2 separate regions of the Homo sapiens genome follow, and region 2 is linked to region 1. Evidence: read pairs that join two places in POLR2A ChIA-PET (ENCODE). Cell type or tissue: CD4-positive, alpha-beta T cell. All regions are shown on one strand. Each heading gives the region's core, and the rest is flanking DNA. Links, peaks and the distances in the headings are about the cores only.

What was found. ChIA-PET counts read pairs that join two places held together with the same protein. Peaks named below come from ENCODE experiments on the same cell type or tissue, not always from the same donor. Only the 100,000 strongest peaks of a DNase experiment are listed, where the experiment ranks them.
Region 2: POLR2A ChIA-PET joins it to region 1 with 5 read pairs; 2 of 35 experiments call an interaction of 5 or more read pairs at or near these places.

Annotation. Positions count from the first base shown.
Region 1 is chr21:34,977,115-34,988,572 of GRCh38, forward strand. The region is part of intron 2 of RUNX1 (RUNX family transcription factor 1); the gene reads right to left. Among named protein-coding and RNA genes, the nearest start is that of RUNX1-IT1, 57 kb to the right of the region's middle. RefSeq lists an enhancer at 10,256-10,305. In CD4-positive, alpha-beta T cell, for the core only: no CTCF peak of the experiment used is centred there; DNase peaks (open chromatin) are centred at 6,167 and 6,817; H3K4me3 peaks cover 980 bases; H3K27ac peaks cover 2,309 bases.
Region 2 is chr21:35,096,887-35,108,344 of GRCh38, forward strand. No RefSeq gene overlaps it. Among named protein-coding and RNA genes, the nearest start is that of RUNX1, 53 kb to the left of the region's middle. RefSeq lists a silencer at 8,345-8,523. In CD4-positive, alpha-beta T cell, for the core only: no CTCF peak of the experiment used is centred there; a DNase peak (open chromatin) is centred at 6,305.

The DNA.
Region 1 (11,458 bases), core at 2,020-10,019:
TTGCTGCCGTTTTACTGACTATGGCTATTGTGTGAATTTCTGTTTAATCAATCAAAATTATCCATTTTGTCTTTAAAAAGAAAAGAAAAATTTGAAAAATAAGAGTAGTCTACACGGTGTTGAATTCCCCACTGTACCCAAAGATCGATGGCTCATCCTTCTGAAGAAGGGAATTTTGAGCCAATATAATAATAATTGGTGAACTGCTATTATCTTTCAATGATCTTCCATTTAGAGGAAAAAACTTACTGCTTTTACAAGCTCTGGAAAACTACCCCAGGAGGGTTATCTTGGTTCACTGAGCTTGGGCTATGGATTTAGGTACCAAGCAGTTTGACAATCTTATACAATTTTTCTTTGGTCAAGTCACTCCAAGACTCCTATCAGCCAAAACTATAATTTGATGGTTCATCATTTTTAACCTATTACTACCTGCTTTTGCGGAGAGAGGGGTAGGATTTCAATCCCAAAACATACTTTAAACTGTCATTACAACATATACACATGGAAGTGGGGACAGTCAGGTATTTGATCCAGACTGGATTATGTGTGACTTCACACATACTTTTAGAAGTTACTTCTACAAAGATATTTGGAGCTTGGAAACACACTGGAATGACTTGGCTGTAAACCTGAATGGAGAATGTCGCTGGAGAGGCCAAAAAGCTGTCTCCATCTTTCTTCCAACATCCTTCTAGTGTGACCTATTGCTATGTAAGGAAGGTAACTGTTATTCCATCTACTTCATAGTTTTCATCATGGATTCATGAGGCAATGTGTAAAATGTCCAATGTCTTTAGAGTAAACAGCATTTTTTTTTTTTTTGAGACGGAGTCTCTCTCTGTCGCCCAGGCTGGATTGCGGTGGCAGTGATCTTGGCTCACTGCAAGCCCCGCCTCCCAGGTTCACCATTCTCCTGCTTCAGCCATTCTCCTGCCTCAGCCTCCAGGGCAGCTGGGACTACAGTCACGTGCCACCATGCCCGGCTAATTTTTTGTAGTTTTTAGTAGAGACGGGGTTTCACCGTGTTAGCCAGGATGGTCTCGATCTCCTGACCTCATGATCCGCCCGCCTCGGCCTCCCAGAGTGCTGGGATTACAGGCATGAGCCACCGCGCCCCGCCCATAAACAGTATTTTTTGACCAATGAGAAATCTGTAAAAAATTCTGCCATGATGACTTACTTTCTATTGATAAGTATGAGGGTGCTCATTCTACGTTAGTTTTCTACAGAACTCAAAAATAAGTGGTCCTTGTGGAATAAATGAATGGAAATGTTGTTTTACAAATAAAAAATAAACTTTCCTTTCATTTTTACTGTCCTCAGGAATGTGACAAAAAGCATAATTTTGATGTGTTATTATTTGTAGTTTCCCAGAAGGAAAAATATACTGTCAAAGTTAGGGATCTATTTTTACCAGTATAACAAGATGTCACTGGGAGACCATTACTTTATTGGAAAGTTTTTGTTTTTTTAAAACTTGTCTACTGCAGCTTCACATATTTCATAGTTGTGTGTTTCCTGGTTAAAAAGCACGAAACTTTTCAACATTTGCTGCTCATTTTGTGAGCCAGATCAAGGCAAGGAAATTCCAATATTTATGAACAACTGTAGAGGGTAATTGAAGGATAGTCTGCTGTTTCTGCCAGTTCTACTGATAAACTGTGGGCTGTTGTATTGTTTAAACCTCTGTCTGCTGGAAGGCTTCTTTTTCTGATACTGAAGCATGTTTTCCTAAGCCACCTGGATGCAAAGAGGAGATTTTCAGGTGACCTTGGGGTCTCTCCCTTGCCAGACTTCTCAGACAAAACACACACACAGATACACACACACACACACACACACACACACACACACACACACACAGCATCTTTGTCCATCCTGGGCCAGGTAGGTTCTTATGAGACAGACCATTATCCCTTGAGTTTGAGAGAGTAAAGATCTCTCGTAATTTCCATCTCGCCTGCAACTCTGAGCCCTGAAGGCTCCAGTCAAGCACAGCTGACTGGGAACTGTCAAGTCTGGAGGATGCTGCATATATTCCCATGCCTGGGTTCTGGAATAGCATCTGTGACCCACAGCCCCCGGAATAAGAGAAAGAGTCTTTTTGGATTTGATTTTGTTCATAGATATATGCTCCAAGATATGCCTCAAGCGTTATATGCTATACATCCTCATAAGTCTTTCTTATAAGTCATAGTCTTTATAACCAATGCTTTTTTTTTTTGTTTGCATAGGTTGGCAACTCAAAGGTCAGTACCAAGGATTCTCTATAACTGCCATTGAACAATATTACAATATTTATTAAAAAAATCTTTCCATAGGTATTTTATCAGGTGCTCTACAAGAGAACTACATAGGCACATATGTGGTTTGGAGGGACTTACAGTCTCATTCAGGAAGACCTTGACAAACAAATGCTAACATAAAAACCACCAGACTGCTATTTAGCCATTCTGTCTGGGATGACTATATTAATTATTTTATGACAGCGTTTCTTTCCTTCTGAATGGTTGTTACCAGCGAGGTACCTTTTGCTCAATGTTTGCTTAAAGACATGTCTATATATTATCTGGCAAGTCTATTTCACGTCTGTTTTAAAGTCATGTCGGTTTTAAGTGCATTAGATAGCACTCTGATGATGTTCACAGTAGTATAAAAACATCAGCTTTGAAATGTTGGGCTCCATTTTCATTAACAAGTTTTTTTCTCCCCTTGGTCCCAAAGCAACCTAACAGAGAACAGAGGGTAGGACCAAGAGTGAGGAGTGCTGGGTCTGCCAGGTGGAGGGTGCTGGGTTCGTCTCAGTGGGCTCCAGAGCCAGGTCGCCTGCCCCAGAACACAGCTCTGCCCCTGCTAGCGCATGGCCGAAAGCGAGCTACTTGCTGTAAAATGGGATTAAACAACACGAATCCTGCAGGTTGGTGGAAGGATTAAATGAGTCAATATACATAAAGCGCTTATGTATAAGTACCTGGCTTGACAGCAAAGGCTATATAAAGATCTGCTATTATTACTTTGGTCTTGGCTTTGTCACTGAAGAGCAGGCTGTGGAGCCCCACTGAGTCTCAGTCTCTTCATATAAACAGTGGACGAAGTTCTCTGGAACCATTAGCCTTGTCGTTTTCTTTCTAAATAAGGCATCTTGCAAGTACCCAGGGAAAAATCACACCAAGGAAGAGACCACACAATTTATTCACCAACGCAGGCCAGTGGGCATAAGCCAGGCCAGTATGGGTCACCCCACATTTATCAGGTCCTACGTAGCCTGGGGATGGGGTATTCTGCCTGTGAAGATAGGAGGAGCTGGGTCTTGTTTCAAATTATGAGGGTGGTATTTAAATAGCACCCATGTTTGGCTTCACACTTTTCCCGAAATCTCTCTTTATTCCCGTCTCATAGGCAGAATCAGGACCAACATCACTGAACAAAGAGACACGAATTAAAAATCAGTTGTTTGGATTTTCATTTCTGCTGAGTGTTCTCTTTTAAAATGACCTCTGCTATCCCGAGGGAAACAGTTTTCCCCATTACTGACGGAAAGTGAAGTCTCCTCAGAAGGAGGATTTCCCTTCCAGAAATTCAAAACCAGAAAAACTATCAAGACACTGTGATTGTGTGCCAGTGAACAGCCGTTTCCAAAGATTTGAATGGAATAATTTGTTTTTCATGGTTTGTAGGTAGCAGATAAAACTTACATGGAAAAATGGACAAGAAGAAATGGAAAATAAGACACAGAACCTGGAATCATCAGCTTAAAAAGCAATTTGCTTTATTTCAGCTGTGCCCAGAAATAGCTTGAGGTTACCAAGTGAGTATTTCTACTGGAAGCATCAGCTACAATTAGGTCACCAACTTAGAGAAGACGTAGGCGGAAATTTAAACACCAAGTCTATCATTATAAAGGTACTTTATCAGCAAAACTGTCAGCTATGGATGGTTGACTTAAAATTATTAAGAGGCTAAAATATCAAAGGAGAAGACAAGTCTGTGGAAGGGTCCCTCCTAAGATCAACAACAGCTGAGGGTCTAAACATGAGGAAGCGGCTTTAATAGCATTGCTTGTGGAGTTCGTTTTGAAGTCCTTAACTTCCACGCCAATCTGATGTGAGAAAAATAGATGCTTCCCTTTGGAGTCCTTGTTCCAACCATGGAAACCTGGGACACACACTTAATTCTGCTGGTGACAGAATGACAAATCTGTTATTGTTTAGGATAAGTGAGGCATGGCAATACTCTTCTGAATTTCGGTGAAAATTAGATGTGAAAATCTGTAATGGTACTATTCAAGCTTCCCCTTAAACAAGAAACATTGAGCAAATAAAAATATGGAGTCCCTGGACCTATTCTAGAAGCCTGGTGCCAAGGAATAGATTTTGCATGGATCAGCTTAAGCTCACCCAGGAATGGATTTAACTTTCTCCTGGAAAATTTATTTGAAAGTCCAAAAAAAAGAGTATTCATTATTTATGGATTTAGTAATGACTAGATTTTACAAATATTTGGATCCACATGAGCCATGGAATTCAGAATAATATTATTTCCTGCCATATTGGTAACTGATTTTTCAAAGAAGATTTTACTTGATAGTTAATTTAATCCATTTTGCTTGATTATTCAAATGTTCCAAAACACCCAGTGGTGGCCTATTTTTTTTTGTCTCTTTTCACTATAATAATATGGCTTGATGTTTCACAATGGCTGTATCTGTTTCCTTAGCTACAAAATGGTTCTGAGACCGGTCTTTCTGTATCTGTAGGTCATTGCCATCAGTGCAGCAAGGAGCCCCCCTCAACAAATCTCTCTTCTTTATATGGGGCTGATGCTTGGCCAAAAGCCTGCAAGGGTGAGTCTCAGAACAGCTGCTAAAAATGCAGCTGGATAGTGAGACAGAAGTGCTCAATGCCAGTTCGCTGGGCACATTCGTTAGTACATGCCAATGCTGGAGGAGCCGTACAGACAGAAGGCACTTCATTTCATCCGCAGGTCACTAAATGCCTTTGTCCATTTCCTGCCTTTCCTTTATCACATGGATATTAGCGCTTATCTACTCAAGTCATTATAACTATAAATCGCTACCATCTTTCTTACCAAGGATTTAGTCTTTTGTGCCACATACAAGGTGTAGAGAATTCTTCTAGGGATAGACTTCTAAGTCCAAGCTACCCAGGGAACTACCATTTACATCATTCATTAAGTAAAATAAAGATTGTTGTTGATGAAGGGGTAGCTCTTACTAGGGTCCCAGGGTTAGTCCAAGGCTCAATTATGAAGTCAAAAGGGGTGTGTGTGTGTGTGTGTGTGACGGAAAGAAAGAGAAAGAAAGGGAAGGAGGAGAGAGTTTGGATTGGGAAAGTTACCATCCACTCTCCTCTTAGCATACCTAGTTGTCAATTTTCTGTTTATGTTTTATATAGCCTCATTAATGATTGCGATACTATTACTATGTTTACTTTTTTTATTTTTATTTTTTGAGATGGAGTCTCACTCTGTCACCCAGGCTGGAGTGTAGTGGCGCGATCTTGGCTTATTGCAATCTCCGCCACCCGGGTTCAAGTGATTCTCCTGCCTTAGCCTCCTGAGTAGCTGGGATTACAGGCGCGTGCCACAACACCCAGCTAATTTTTGTATTTTTAGTAGAGACGGGGTTTCACCATGTTGGTCAGGCTGGTCTTGACCTCCTGACCTTGGGATCCGCCTGCCTTGGCCTCCCAAAGTGCTGGGATTACAGGTGTGAACCACTGCATGTGGCCTATCTTTACTTTTGAAATAGGAAATGAACTCAGAAGTTAAACCATCTTTCAAGGTCTTATAACCGTTAGGTGGTAGAACCAAGATTTGAAGCCTAGTTGGTCTGTTGCCAAAGTCCACTATATTAAGCTGTTTCCCAAGTGAATCTTTAGGAACATTCCAGGCACCTAGTTCTTCATCCTTTTTGGTTCTTTCTCTCATCCATGATGTCTGGTAGGTTACAAAGAGAGAAGGCATTAAATGTGTTGTTAACCAGCAAGCGCATGAGGTAGAAATTTTGGAGGATTAAGGCTTTATTGAACCCACCAAATCATACTCCAGGCATCTGTCTTGTTTTTCACTGTAGCTTCTAGGAAGGTTAAGCATTAGAAACTCGAATGGTGATGTGAATCATAGGAAGCGCTAAGCTAAACTACTGAATGAGTCATTCTTTCCAGAGACAATGGCCCTTATTTCTCTCAAACTCTTAACAGACTTACAAATGAGGGTAGAAGAAAAGCTACTTAAATTTACTACCCCTACTAATAACACCAAAATAAATTTATTACTCTACTACAGAGCTTTCACTTTTTCATAAGTTGTTATCAACATTTTGATTTTTGGGTTATCAGAACATCTAACAGCATGTTCTAAATGTCAAATAAAAGGTAATTACATGAAATGATAATGATATACAATCTCTTTACTGTCTTATCTAAGACAATCTCTTTTGTGTGCTGGGAGTACAACAAACTTGATTCTTGGCTACCTGGGGCAGGGGTTTAGATTACTAAGAATCCTAGAACTACACACAGTCTGCCATAAAACTTATCTGTGGAGGAGACCATTGCAATAGCTATAACTCTTTGGTGTGTTGTGGGGGGAAAATGGTTTGAGACTCACTATTTCAGAGGAAGTGGTGGCAAAAGGAAGAGGAGAATGAAGTTGGTAGCTTGCAGAAATAGCAGAGTGGAGTAGCTAAAACTTAGCTAGTGGTTTGGTGTGGGGGTGGAGCAGGGTCATCACCATTAACTCTGAAGTTTAGCCCTGCTGACTCAGGGGCCAATGGTGCTGCTGCCAGAAATAGGGGAGCTGGAAAATCTGAGAAGATGATTAATTCAGCTGGGGACATATTTGCCTCAAGGTTCCTCAGAGGGGCATCCCCAGTGGATGTGTTCAGAAGTCAATTGAAAATAAGGCCAGCACCCAGAAATGGGCTGAGCTGGAGGGTTAGAGTTGCCAGTCATGGGTCTATGGTGTTCAAGACAAGAGTGGCCAGATTCACAAAGGGAACAAGGTGGACCAGAGAGAGAAGAGAGCCTGGGACAGGGTCTAGGATGTATTTGGAGTAAGAGAGAAGGAAGAGTAGCTAGAGAAAAAAATGTGGAAAAAGCAGTGATAATAAGATAACAGAAGAAATCATCACAGTGTGAAAAAGCAAGGCCAAGGATGGATAATTTGTTCTTGGAGGATGAAGTGGCCTAGACTATAAGCCCCAGAGTAGCAAATCAGTTAGCAAAGTGGCCAATCTCAGTATGTCATTGTGCACCAGAAGGTCCCATATGAGGGCAGAAAAAAAACTATAGAACTATACACAGTCTTCCATATAACTTATCTGTGGGGGAGGCCACTGCAATAGCTACGGCTCTTTGGTGCGCTGTGGAGGAAAAATGGTTTGAGATTCACTATTTCAGAGGAAGTGGTGGCAAAAGGAAGAAGAGAAAGAAGTTGGTGGCTTGCAGAAATAGCAGAATCAAAAAGAAGAGTATTTTAAGACAAGAGAAATGCCCAGCCAGTGGAGAGAGACCAGGAGTGGAGAGGAGAGAAGTGCAGGAAGGAAAAGAAGGGAATGAAGGGTTGATGGAACAGTTCTAGAGGAAGCTGGAGGGCTTGAGTGCAGAAGCACAGTTATGTGGCACATGTCTGCAAAGTAGTTGGGCAAATACAATGTCCATCAGAGAGAGGTCACATGAAGATGCAGATAGACCCCGTCATGTGAAGGAAGGAAGTGATCAGGTACTTTCCATAGAACTCATTTCTCTTCTCAGGAATACAGGGGTGACAGGATCTTCCCAGAGGACAGGCTGCATGGTATGGGGGTCAGGGCTGGCAGCCCAGGCCAGGTTTGGAATAGCCCCAAAATATATAGCATGGTAGGAGGTTGTGCATGGATATATTGAGTATTCAGTGCACAGGTTAGGATGAAAAAATTGTGTCAAAGTAGTTATGTGATTCCAATAATACTTAGAAGACTTAGAACAAGAGCAGAGAAAGTAAGTGGTCATCCTGAGTTAATAAATGAAGGTAAAGAACTTAGCACTCCATTGAAAGGTACAGTAATTTAATATTGATATTAGATTGATGGGTCCTTCATTTCCCTATGGTCTCATCATAGTTTCTTGCAATAGGGATGACAGAGCAGGGAGTAATAGGCTGCCAGCAGGACCTCAATGGAGTGACCCAGTCTTGGGTTCAGGCCCATCGGGGCAGAACTAGGTTTGTCAAAGGGTGCTTGCTGACTGGCTTGGAGAGCAGAGGTAGCCAGAGGTGTCTGGGGTCACCATGAAGACGGCAAGTACAATCTGTAGGAGTGGAATAGGCAGGGAAGGAGTAGAAGCTGTGGATGGAAGAACATTCCAGAATGTGAGATCTTGGAGATGACACGATTTTTTCTCTGAAAGCTCTCAGCCCATGGTGAGCATTAAAACACTCTCAGGGCAACCACACACCAATCCCTATACTGACCCCTACTCCAAATGTTTAGGGTGGAGCCCTTTGGGGATACCATATGGGGGTTTCTTTAATATTCCTCAGTGGACTTGGCTTCCTTTCTCACAGACAGACAGGGACTGTTATGAATGGGGTACACACCTATTTTATTCACTCATATTTTATTATCCTATATTATATTATTATAGTCATTTCACTGCCACCAACATTTCCTTCTCCAACGATGTGGTATGCGGTGTAACAAATGGTTTTAGAGAAAGTGTCTGGTGGTCTATCAACAACTCTGACCAGACTTTTTTTTTTTTTTTTTTTTTTTGAGACAGGGTCTCACTCTGTCACCCAGGCTGGAGTACAATAGCACGATCATGGTCGCTGCAGCCTCAACCTCCTAGGCTCAAGAGATACTCCTTGTCTCAGCCTCCAAAGTAGCTGGTACTACAGGCATGCACCACTACACTGGGCTAATTTTTGTATTTTTTGTAGAGATGGGTTTTGCCATGTTGCCCAGGCTGATCTCGAACTCCTGGGCTCAAGGGATCCCGCCTCAGCCTCCCAAAATGCTGGGATTTCAGGTATGAACCATTGCACCCAGCCCAGACTGTTTTGGCTGATCATTTATGTCCCTAGATACTGTCCACTGTTTCACCTTCCAGTCTGCCTTGCATTAACTTTCAATGCTCTTTCCATCAAATCACACTGGGTCCTATGTCAAAGGCTGGCACTGTTTGTTTCCTCAAACCTGAAAGTTGAAAGGTCAAGATTCAACATCATGCACCAAGAGTTTAGTCTGTGGAGGAGGTCTCAAAATTGAGGATGGAATAACTAACTCCACAAGATGGGGGCAGGGAGCAGGAGATATGTGGCATTTAGCAAAAAAGCCATGGTTCCCTATGTGTCTCCCAAATATCCACATCTACCTAGAACCTCAGGTTGTCACGCTTTTTGGAAATAAGGTTTGTGTAAATGTGATTTGTTAAGATGAGGTCATACTAGATTAGGTTGGCTGCTAAATTCAATGATCAGCATCCTTATAAGAAGAGGAGAAGACACACAGGGGTACACAGAGAGATGCCATGCGAAGACAGAGGCAGAAACTGGAGTAATGCAAAGATGACTCAAGGGATGTCAAGGGTTGCTGGGAGTCACCAGATGCTGGGGGAAGCAAGGAAGGATCCTCTCCTGGAGCCTTCAGAGGGAGCACAGAAATGCCAGCGCCTTGATCTTGGAATTCTAGCCTCTAGGGCTGTAAGAGAATACATTTCTGTTGTTTTAAACCACACAGTTTGTGGCAATTTGTTATGGCAGCCACAGGAAACTAACACAGTCCCCTAACCTCAACCACTGAGCTTCACTGACTAGCTGGGAAGTTTCTCCCAGGAGGCCATGTTGTCCCTGAAGCCAGTCCCAATGGGACCGACATGATTGACAGGCCAGGGAAGCCTCACCCCACAAGGCTGCATGCCCAGGTAAGTGTGTTTCTTGCACCGCCCTTGCCATGACAATGGCTTGTTCTGACTTACGGCTTTGTTACTTTGAACTTCAATCAATGGCTGAAAGAGGAACGTTGTTTTGACTAGGCTCGGGGTTTCTAAACTCCCCACTGTGTGGTTTCCAGGTCAGACAGTCAGGCTTTGTTCTGTGAATCATTGCTGAAAGATTCAATTAAATCTCGCTTCGTCCGCCTTGTGGCCAGGGTTTCAGTGACTTAGCAAGAACAGGAGCATGTAGCCAGTTGCTGAGGAAAGCCAGACATTTGAGGGGAGCGGGCTGCTGACACGAGGCAGGGAGCACAGAGATCTTCGGGGCTCCAGACAGCGGTGAAGAATGAAGTCCCCAGGCGCCCAGCTTCTTGGCTGAGAAGGCAGCTGTTGATTCCTGACATACTAATTTAGGACCCGAAAGAGAAAGTGAGGGGGCTTTGTAAAATCACTTAAAGGAGGCTGAATGTCAAGGGGGAGATGAGCCATGTGTTAGCACCACTGTCCTTTTCACGCAGGCATGAGAAAGAATCACAAATGTGAGTCTGGTTGAGATCTTTATGGTTAGGAGGCCTCCTTTGAAGTCTGACATCGCTAAAAAAATTCTCATAAAACCAAAGAGGGGGAAAAAAAGAGCATTTTATCCTAGCTAGGAGAGCACCAAAGTATGTGGAAAGGAGAAAAGGCTACAGCCCTCTGCAGAAACAGGAATTCGGCAGAACCCCAAGTCACTCAGAAAAGAGAAAATGAAAGACAAGATTTCTTGAAGTGCCTGGAAAATGCTAGCTTCGTGTGCAGACTTGCTCTAGAGGGGACAGTCTTGTGTGATGCCAGAGATCCAGGCTGATGAACAACTCCCATCCCCAGGGCACAGGTGGCCTGAAATCACGGAGATTCTTAGAACCTCAGTTTGGTTTCTTATTTATAGAATGAGACAATTCATGCCACCTCTCTTTTCTCTTGCAGGATTTTGTGGGGCTCAGAGGAGTTGCTGTTTGTGAATTCACTCTGTAAATTTCTAGCATCCTATAATTGTAGACAAGTCAGTATGCGCCCCTCCTCAAGGCTGGGCTTAGGATCCCAAGACATCCCTATTGCCTGCACCACATCGGGTGCCAGCTAAGGTAGAGGAGGGGTGCCAAGGAAGATCAGAGAAGCCCAGCTCCTGGTGCCCCTGGGGTCAGTACGGTCCTTCTTCCCTTGTATCTGCAAAGGACTTGTGGACACAGCCGGGGGAAACATGGTTGCTAAGAGACTGGCATTGCTGCACTTTCGAGGACACCAGGCGTGTAGTCTCATCTTTCATCAACATTCCTGGGGCTGCTCCTTTCATACATGAGCCCAGAAGGACCAGGGCGGTGCAGATCCCAGGGAAGGGGATGGCAGGGCTCAGCTGCCCAGCCTGCTGTCCTGCTGTGGCTCTGTGCTGCAGCATCATCTAGTACTTTCAAAAACTGTGCTGTGGGCACTCGCCTCGGCTCCTGTACAACTGTCCTTCCCATCTCCATCTGCCAAACTCA
Region 2 (11,458 bases), core at 2,346-10,345, 120 kb after region 1:
ATGTCACCCAGGAGTACAGCTAACATCATATCAGGTACCAGGAGAACACAGCTAATCAAAGGATGAATTCTGACACAGAAGGTGAGAAGGTTTAGTTGGTTAACCCTTTGCCCACATCCATATCAGGTAAAAAACAAATTTAGCACAGCATTCAAGAGCATCCACAGCCACAGGTCCAGGAGGCTTTCTGGGTTTATTCACCCTCCCCCCTCATCTTAAGCATCAGTTACATCTAATGTCTCAACCCTATCTGGAAACACATTGCTCATATGTCTTACCTCAAAGGCTTTCCTACTTATAAAGTTTCCTCCTCTGCCATTTTCACTCTCTCTCTTTTTCAACTCATATTTCCTTGTGAAGCTCCTAACCATATGTGACCCACTTCTGCTAAATGTTCTCTGAAATGACTCCCTAGACACAGTTAGTCATTCTCATACATCTGCCCCCAATGACCTTTATTTACACCATTATTTAAAATGAAAAAAAGACAGGAGGAAAGAAACTAGATGTTATCACCTTGAATTTTAGTGATTTTTTTCTTTATCTTTGAATCCCATACGTAGCAGAGTGTGAGCATGTGGTCAGTACCCTACAAATATTGTTGAGAATGTCTTGGAATCATATGGATCCCAATAATCTCCTAGAAAATCTATGAACCATTTTAAAGGTAAAACAGCCCTGGTTCACAATGTTTCATAAATGTTTACAATAATAGCGAGTACTTCTGGAGTGCTTAATTTCTGGCCACAGTTTATATTTTCTTGGTTAATCCTTGGCATACCCCTATGAGATATGCACCGTTACAGGCTCCATTCAACTGATAAGGACACTTAGGTTCAGAGATGTTGAGTGATTTGTCCATGATCACACAGCTGTCAGAAGTGGAGCTGGGACTCCAACCCAGGGAGGACGTCTACAGAGCCTAGTTCACACATCTCTGTTCTTCCATCCTTAAACCTTGTAGAATGCAGTGGAGGAGCAAGGCAAGCTGCGGGCCATGGGGATTCTTTATTCTGATTATCTGAAAAGACCAAAGAGTTTAGACTGCTCACTGGGCTTCCCTTCTCCCCACTGTCCATGGAGAACAATGTCAAGGTCAGCTTTAAATTTCACCACGTATGGTCTCATTGGAACAACTGATGAGTAGAATAGTCCATTTATTGTCTTATTTGAGAACTCTGTAGAGATTAGTTTTATAACATTAGTAAAATACACCTCAACATTTTGACTTTTTGCCTCAAAGATCATTTTAACAATTTGAGTCACTGTGATGGGAGTTTAATATTTTTAAGCAGCATATTGACAAGTGTTTCATACACAAAGAAGCCAAGACAGAATTGAAGCTTACAGTGTCAGGGAGATAGTTTGCCTACTGTTAATATTTGTGTCATTGGGTTTGTAACTTTACATATGATCACAAACGTTATGTTACATATTAACATAAACATCCTCAATATTCAAATCTATCTGTGTTTCATTTGCATGGTGTAAGAGTGATAGCATCTGTCACTTAAAGAGGTTGCCTAACAGTCTTTAATCCAAAATAGAAATGTGTGAGATTTTATCCTTTTCTTTGATGCTTTGTAATTATACAAGTTATATTTTATCCAAGTTTATATCCATCAATTTTTATCTAAGTTTATATCCATCAGGTACATCAAAATAAAAATATTTTAATTACCTCTTGAAATAATTTGTCCAAGTCAATAAGTGGCATGAATTACATCACTGAGGCCATAACAAGGATACACAAACATGGCAGAATCACACAGATTGTTTGTCTACACAAACAAGATGGTAGAATCCATCCTGTTACTGAGACTTTTCCAGAAAAGCCTATTATTTCTGCAAGCAGATGTGGTTTAATCTTATTTGAATGGTATTTTTGATATAATGTGCCTGGGAATTAGGTAATGAAATTGGCTGTGTGCATTCATGTGTTCATTTGTTCAGGCATGTATAGAGCCTTCTGTAGTGAGCTTTATTCTGCAGGATAGACTATAATGGTACTTTCTTCATTGCTACAGTCTTGGCTTGCAATGCTTTTTTCTTGCTGACCTAAAACCCATCTCTAGACCTAAGGAAATTTATTTTCTAACACCTTGAGATAGTAATATGCTGTGTGTGGAGGAGATAAGATCATCACTTAAATAAAAGCTAACACTGAGACTTTCTCCTCCCTGGCCATCTGCACATTGGACAATACCTGACTCCAACCTAAAATAATCAACTCCAGAGTTATACTTAATGCCTCTGGCAGGCCTGCCTATTGCCAGAGAGTTTTGGGCCTAGGAATAAAGGCAACAAGGATTGGCCATTTCTGGAGGTAGGAAGCAAATGGAAACTCATAATTTTCAGATGGCTCTGCATCTTTGGGGTAAGAACTGGATGTTTGGGGTGTTTTATAGACTATATTTATTTGTCCATCTATAGCTCCCTACCCTCCATCTCCCTCTCTCTCTCTCTTCCTCTCACCCCTCCCATCTATTATTTATCTCATTTTAGGTCATTCTTAACATAGCTGTAGAAAAAGTAAACCTTCTGGTGTGTTTTAATTCTGGATCCCTCAGGGTGACCTTTGGTCTTTGGGAACTGTGGTTTATGCTGGTGCTGAGGGTGGCCATGCAGCTGTGGAGACAGGGAGGGATAGAGGGGGTGTAAATGCACTTTATCTTCATGGCACTCCATCTTGTGACTCCTGGCATGTCACAGTGTGTACTGCGGTCCCATGGACTCAACTGGGCTTTTATAAATAATTTGCATTGTTCATTTAGTTGCAGTTTAAACTACAATATATGGAGGTTTAAAGAAAAATCAAGTTACCACTGGGGTGTTTTGCTCTGTTTGCAAATAAACCTCTCTTCCTATATAGAGGAATATAAAAACTTAACCCAATAATATGATATAAAGAAAAAACTGTAGCCAATATGTTTGGGTTAGATTAAATAAACAAGTGTGCTTATTACACTTTTACTATTTTTTTTTTTGTGGTTTTATTATAAAGTAAGAAATCCCCTATCACAAATAATACCTTATTTTTATAGACTCCTATCCTAGGGCTGTCAAAGAGCTTAATTCCAGGGATGAAACTTCATTCTCACAGGACTCACCTGGGGAAAATGTATATTTAGGCCTTTTAATCTCCATGTCTCAAAGCATAAAACTAGTGATGCCATAGATTAGCTCCTCCTTTCCCTGAAATGCAACATGCACTGTACATGCATGCGCTGTACTGTAAAGGAGCATCACATGCATGTAGAGTGTGCAGGGAAGACAGGAAATGAAAATGCATCTCCCTGAGCTGTAGTTGGTTTAGGTAAGAGTTTATGGAAAATACGATTATTGACTGGTATGTATTTCAATGTGTGTTAGGTGGAGTTGCTCATGGACTCTTAGAGTTGAAGTGGAACAGACAGGTCTCCCAGCTCTCCAGCTCTGTTAAACAAGAGAAAGATGCTTGTGATGCCTCAGCTCAACTGTAATGAGGTCAACTCCTATCACTGCCGTTTCATCTCAGTGTTGATTCAGAACGCTTCCAGTTAAGTCCAACGCCCAAATCATCCTCACAAATTCCGTTAAGCCACAGCTCCCTCATCTTACTCTACACCCCCTCAGAGGTTTATTCTCATTCCACCCACTCTTAATTTCCCGCGGTCCTCCCAGAACTTCGGTTCCTCCATTTGCTTTCAGTCCATCTGGATCCACCTGGCTTTACTTCCCTCTTTATCCAGCCCGGCCTCCTTGGTTGCCAGGGTTTGTCAGTTCTCACTGGTAATCTCTCTCCCTCCTTGTCTACTTGTCATTCAGAGCTGGCAAAATTCCACCTGGGAACCCATACATCATTGGCCTTCTCCACTCTCAAGCCTGGGGGCTGAGCCCAGCTGGAGAAAATCACTAAGATCCTTCAACCAGTCCCACCAGGAAGCTCCCGCGGCTGTTCCAAGCTCTTGCCTCTCTCCCATGCTCTGCTTCACTGTCCTCCTGTCTCACAGCAGATTGTCCGGCCTCAGCTTCCTGCCTCAAATGCCCAGATGAATGCATCTGTACCCAGACCCGTTTTTAATTCCTGCTCCTTATTTCCTCTCTCTCCTGCCAATCCCATCAGCCATGCTCTGACCTGCTTTCTCTCCTGCTTCCTCCAGACCTTGTTCCCTCAACCCTCTTCCCTCTCTGCAGTATCCTCATCTCCCTCTCTACTAGGCCTTCCCCTTAGCATAGAAGCACACTTACATGTTTCCTCTGTGTACAAATAAACATAGCAATGAGTTTTAGAAAATGTTCCGTTCAACACGCTTTTCTTGACGTTCTCAATTTCATTGATTTCCAATTCCCCCAACTCCAGGCACACTCTCCTAGGGCCACACCCTGCATATTACCTGGAATTCTTCCTTCTCTGCCAGGATCCCTCTCACTGCCCATAATATTGTGTTATCTTTTGTCATCATTCTGTGTGCCTACTACACCTGTTCTTTGATCTCTTAGGGGCTCCGATTGCTCCATTTCCTTGTTGCCTTCATTCCTATTGCTTAGTGGCCTGGATCTCATGGCTCTTGCCTTGAAGCCATGAAGCTCATGGCTTCAGCCTCTGTCTGTCTACATCTTCTTTCCCATTCTCATTTTTCCACCACACTCACTGGTAAACTCCATCCCTGGATTAATACAACCATCCACCCTTCCTACACCTGGACTACTGGTGAAGCTCACATACCATGAGGGTTGGTGCCCTATGCAGCTATAGCCTCCAGCTTGAACTGGAAGCTCAGCTATATCCCACTCTCCTTCCACAGGTCCCATAATACCTTCCTCTTCCATTCCCCTAAATCATTGTTTCTCTACAGTCTTCAAATCCCCCTTGGAACTATCTCTTCTCTTTCTTTTAGGGGGTGACAGGTCTTCTTAATACTCCAATTAATGAAAACTGACTCAAAGTGACACCTTCAGTGCTCTGTCTCAAGCACTGGTTACAGATGGACCTACTCTCAGAGCCCTGAAATTTCCATGGAAAAAGTGATACCCACTTCTCACAGCTAATGTTCCCACATGGACTCCAGTTCCTATCCCCTACTTGCATCCTTCAGGGTCATGCCTTATTAATCATCTCATTATCTTTCATTTCTAGTAACTTTCGTTCTATTGCCTCTTCCCTCTAAGCACATATAATAACTATGTTTAAATCTCCATCCACAAACCAAATTAAAAATAAGAACAAAGCACAAAATTCATCCTTGATCTTATATCTTTCTATACTGTCCACTTTCTCTTTTGCTTCCATCACAGGCAAATTTTTGGAATTAATTAATGCTCTCCCTCATCTCATAAACCTTCTGGGGACCTTGTTTCTGTTCCAGCATGCCACTCAAACTATCTTTAAATTACTGGGACTTTCCTATTCTCATGCACATTTGTTTCATGTTCTTCAACTTCTACAGGTGCTTTGTTGGGAGAAATTATCTCCTAGATTTCTATGATAGTTTACTCCAGGTTAACTCTTTCCTCCTCCCACCATTTCTTCTCATGATCTTCAACAGGTTTCTCTTCCTCTGCTTTTCTTTAAAGTGTTTCTCAATCCAAGAGCCCTATCGGAATCCTGCAAAACCTACCACTGAGTTCTCCTTGATGAAGTGTTTCCTAAATGAATCCCTTAACCAATTGAACTCTCTCATTTAGAGATACCCAATACTATGGAAATTTACCATCCTGATCATCATTTGTTCTTTGTATACTTTCCTTATCTGGCCCATGAGTTCCTCATGAGCAGGGTCATGGCCCTATGTCTGGTTGTGGCTTACAGAGAAGACAGCCAGTCAGTACTTGTTTAATGTAACCCAGTTGAGCTGTTATCCTTTCTCTCTGTTGTCTGTTTACATTATATATTAGCTGCCCTTACAGAAGATCTGTCCTGCCTTTGTTCTTTTACTTGACTCTCATTTTAGGTCTTAGCAAATTTTGCAAACTTCTTTGAAGCACAAAGATTCTCAACACTATTTCTTACTTGCATTTATGTTCATCTTCTTTCCTTTTTTTTTTTTTTTTTGTACAAGTGTTCTTACGTCTGACTTTACCAGAGAATTTCCTGTTTGGCTACCTCTTGAGATACTTCCCCATTTTCTTCCCAGTCGGGATTGTGCTATGAACAAGGACCCTTCCCTCTCCAGACTTGTTTCATGCTCACGTCTTAGAATTCCACCAATCTTTGCTCTAAGCTTTTAGAGTTCTGCCTCCTCAAAAGGCGGTCACCCACCTGACAATACCCAGCTCACCCATGGTTGGCTGTGGGAGGCTCTAGAGTAACCTGCTCCTTTTATCTCCAGGGCCCCCGTCACTTCCTCCTTGGTTAGAATAGATCCAGAGAAGCAGCTCTGCCTCGCTTCCTCTTTGGACTGAAGTCGATTTCTAGCAGCTGTCCCTGTGGGCTCCCTGCACCCGGGCCCCTCCCTCTGCAGTCACCCAACCTCTCTGGCAGCATCTGTGCTGTTTGATCCATGCCTGGAAAACATCAGTGCTTCCTCCATCTGGATGGGTGGTCTCCAGCATCGTCCCACTCTCCCTCCCTCCTTTAATCTTCAACCAAACTCTCTGTGCACATTCTTCCATCATGGTCACACATTTCACTCCAGGTGTATATGGCTTTGACTGGCTTAGCTATTGATCCTATTTCTTTTGAACATGGCATTTCCTAGACCTTGGTGTTCTAGGCCAATTAAAAACCTGCTTCCTTATATCCTGGTGAGGGCAAATAATGGTGTTTACCTTCCTGCATTAATATCCAACATGCATTTTATTTGTTAACTATATTTTATCCCTACTCATTTGGTACATGAACATAATCACTCATTCTGTGCCTCTTCAAGTTATTCCTGACTGTGAATTACTTGACACCACTAGTATTATTTTTCTCTGTAAACTTTCCCAATATTTATTTGATACTACACATTTTGCAGAACAAAGCCTCGATTATTTTTATTCTTTATTTTTTAATTTTGACTTTTAAAGTTCCTTATTTTCTATTTATTATTCTATTGTTCTATACAACAAAGTTAATTATTACTGTTAACTTTTTTAAAAAAAAACTTTTAAGTTCAAGGGTACAAGTGCAGGTTTGTTACACAGGTCAACTTGTGTCATAGGGGTTTGTTGTACAGATTATCTTATCACCCAGGTATTAAGCCTACTACCCAACAGTTATTTTTCCTGATTGTCTCCCTCCTCCTACCTTCCAAACTCCAAAAGGCCCCATTGTGTGTTGTTTCTTTCTGTGTGTCCATGTGTCCTCATCACTTAACTCCCACTTATAAGTGAGAACTTGTGGTATTTGGTTTTCCATTCCTGTGTTAGTTTGCTAAGGATAATGGCCTCCAGCTCTATCCATGTCCCTGCAAAGGACATGATCTTGTTCTCTTTTATGGCTGCGTAGTATTCCATCATGTATATGTACCATATTTTCTTTATCCAGACTATTATTTATGGACATTTAGGTTGATTCCATGTCTTTGCTATTGTGAATAGTGTTGAATAACTTAGTTCAGCCATTGTGGAAGACAGTGTGACATTTCCTCAAAGACTTAAAAACGGAAATACCATTCAACCCAGCAATCCCATTACTGGGTAAATACCTAAAGGGAGAACATTATTTTTTATTACTATTATTATTTGACCATTTTGGGAGGTTATCTTCACGATTTATACATGATTTTCAGGAACCCCTATTTCAGTACAATAATTTATGATGCAGAAAATTAAATCCCGTCCTGAGGATAATAGTAATAGTAGTATTAGTGGCAACAGCACTAGCAATAGTAGTAGTTATTCTATTAAATATCCAATACATATTTATTAAGCACCTATTATGGGCCAAGCACCCTGTTATATGTAGGGGAGAAAACAGTGGAATACATTCAAACTGTCCCTGACCCAGTGGAGTCTGCTGTCTCCTGAGGGGCTCACATATTCACATGAATAAAAATAAAAGTTAGACCTATGGTACAGGCATGGCAGAGGCTACTGGTCACCCCCCACTAACCCAATCCATCTGTAGATTTTTAGGGGTAGAACCTCTGAGGTAGCTGGACTCATGGCTGCTCAGCCAGAGACAGAGGCCATATCTCCCTCTTAACTGAGAGGGAGCATTCTATTTAATAAGCACTTCTACTGCACTCCCTGACCGCTAGCCACTGTCCTAAGTCCTTTAAGCATACTAGCTCGTCTTATCTTCTTGAGAACACTTTGAGGTAGACAGATGAGGAAACAAAGGAACAGAGAGGTTGAATATTTTAAGTCACACATCTCTTTTTCTTAGAGATGAAGTCTCACTCTGTTGCCCAGGCTGGAGTGCACTGGCATAATCTTGGCTCACCGTCACCTCCATCTCCTGGGTTCAAGAAATTCTCCAGCATCAGCCTCCCGAGTAGCTGGGACTACAGGTGCGCCCCACCATGCCTGGCTAATTTTTGTATTTTTAGTAGAGAAGAGGTTTCACCATGATGACCAGGCTGGTCTCGAACTCCTGACCTCAAGTGATCTGCCTGTCTCAGCCTCCCAAAGTGCTGGGATTATAGGCGTGAGCCACTGCGCCTGGCCTAAAGTCACACACCTCTTAAGGGAAGTAGCTAGAGTACAAATCCAGCCAGTCTAGCTTCAGAGTCAATGCTCCCTGTGTCTATGTATAGGCATAGATTTTTCAATATCATATGTGTGTGTGTACATACAACCTATATGTGTAAACACAAACCTGCAGACTGTGTGTATGTGTACAGAGGTCACACCAGTCCTTCAATTAATTAATTTATTTATTTATTTTTGGAGACAGGGTCTTGCTCTGTCTCCCAGGCTGGAGTGCAGTGGTGCTATCTCGACTCACTGCAACCTCTGCCTCCAGGGTTCAAGCAAATTCTTGTGCTTCAGTGTCCTGAGTATCTGGGACTACAACCAGGCACCACCACGCCTGGCCATTTTTTTTTTTTTTTTTTTTTGTATTTTAATAGAGATGGGTCTTCACCATGTTGCTCAGCCTAGTCTCAAACTCCTGAGCTCAGGCAAGCCACCCGCCTCAGCCTCCCAAAGTGCTAGGATTACAGGCGTGAGCCACCGTGCCTGGTAGTCCTTCAATTTAATACTGCAAATTTAACCTTGCTTCACTGTACGGCATCAGCTCCTTGGACATCTACACGGACTGTGGACACCATTTGATCCAATGTATAGCTAGTTCTCCCCATGGCTATTCAACTATACGTGCCCCCAGTATTCAAAGGACATTTGGAAACTCATCTGATATCTCCAAGTGCTGCTGCAAATAAGATCCTGATGCTGTTTTAGGCACCTGAGTAAAGTCAAAATCTAAGTACAACTATAACTATGACAGTTTTAGAGAGATTCTTGGCTTACTGCTGTTGAGCCACTTACACAATTCTGCAGAGAATAAATGTAGGAGAGAGCAACCTCTTTCCTGCCACCTGACCTTCACTTGGTGGTCAGTCGTGTGGAGCTGGACGTCACTGTCAGCTTCAGTGGAGTCCAACTGCTGACAGATAAGTGGGAGCACATGGCACGTGCGAGATAAGAGCCTATAAGAGCCTGGCGGCCTGAAATAAATGGCAACAACAATGCTCTTCTAAGTGGTCTTCCGAGAAAGCCCTGTTATCATCAGCATTGTTCACACTTAGTAACAACTTTCCTTGAATGGGGTTTTCAACATGTTTGTTCCTTTCAGTCTGAATTATCTGCCAGGGAAGAAACTCTTTCTAAAGTCCGTCAACAGTTGTGAGATTGGGTTGAGGCTCTCAAAGGAGTTTCCGGCTGTTGTCAACACAGCAGGAAGGGGCAAGGATAAAGGGTGATTTAGGAGCCTGTGCCTGGGTAGGTCCTGCCAGAGCCAGCCCAGCCCAGCCCAGCCCAGCCCAGCACAGCACAGCACAGCCCTGCCCAGTAGGTCACGCGAGCGCCATCAGCCAAGGCTTTTGGAAAAACCTATGACAAGGTTTTCAGCTTTTCAGAGATGTGCCAGGACTAACGCAGTGTTACTGGGGAGAAATTAAGAATGTATCCGACGTGTGATTCCCAACTTCATTTTCTGCCTACTCGCTTTAAACAGCCAGTATACAAGAGGCCACTCAGCCATGGAGAAAGTCCCTGAAAGTTCTACGAGATATTCTGATCTTAGTATATTGGGTTCTTAATCTGAACCATATTGAAAATTCCACCATGTAGTTTGAGCTTTGCAAAGTCAGGTCCCACCATATTTTTTTTTTTTTTTTTTTTTTTTTTTTGAGATGGAGTCTCGCTCTGTCGCCCAGGCTGGGATGCAGTGGCATGATCTCAGCTCACTGCAACCTCCACCTCCCGGGCTCAAGTGATTCTCCTGCCTCAGCCTCCTGAGTAGCTGGGATTACAGGCACGTGCAATGATGCCCGGCTATTTTTTGTATTTTTAGTCGACACGGGGTTTACCCATGTTGGCCAGGCTGGTCACAAACTCCTGATCTCAAGGAGTCCGCCCGCCTCGCCCTCCAAAGTGCTGGGATTATTCACAGGCGTGAACCACCACGCCCAGCCCCATCATAATTTTTCTGTAACTCCCCAGGTGACCAGTGCATCCGGCACAGTAATGCTCAATAAACAAGAGTTAAAGTGAACGGAAGATGCTAAATGCCACCGCCGATTGTCATCTACTGATGTATGTTTGAGAGAAATCTTACGGTGATTTCCCACAGCTGTCCTGGAGTCATATAAAGAGATATTTTGAGGGATTAATTCTAAATATTGGGAATGGAAAGAGAGAAAAGCTCTGAGAAAACTTCTTCATTTCGGTGATCAGGAGAAGATGCGTAAAGTATCATGACTTGCATTTTTACTCTCTGGACGAAGTTGTTTTCTTATTATTTTTTACTTTCATTTGTTCATTCACTCATTTACTGATCCACAGGCTTTGGAGTCAGACCTAGGGCTGTACCATCCTACTGTGCAGCTATGGTGGGCCATTGGGCAAGTCTCTGGTATCTCTAAGCCTCAATATCCCACCAAATGTAAAACTAATTCATTCAGTCAAGAGATGCTTTTAAGCACCTCCTAGGTTTCAGGTGTGGAAGAGAGTGAGCAAGAGAGACACAGGCCCTACTTTTGTGGAGCAACTGAACATGAAAGTATCAAATTAGAATATAGGTTTGAAGAAATGTGGAATGATGCACACAGACACAACAAGACAGAAAATATGAAAGGGTGAATAAGAATGATAAGGACTAGTTAAAATTTCAAAACGAGAGACTAGAGAGAGAAGAAATGTTTGAGGATAAAAGGTTGATGATTTTTCAGATATTAGGAAAGACAAAGGCCTTAGGTCCAGAGGGGACATTTGTCCCCTCTGGATCTGGAGATATTTGTATTATAGTGACATTACAAAATGCCAGAGATGATAAAAATAACTTAAAAGCAGCCCTAGAGAAATGACAGACATCAAAAGGAATAAT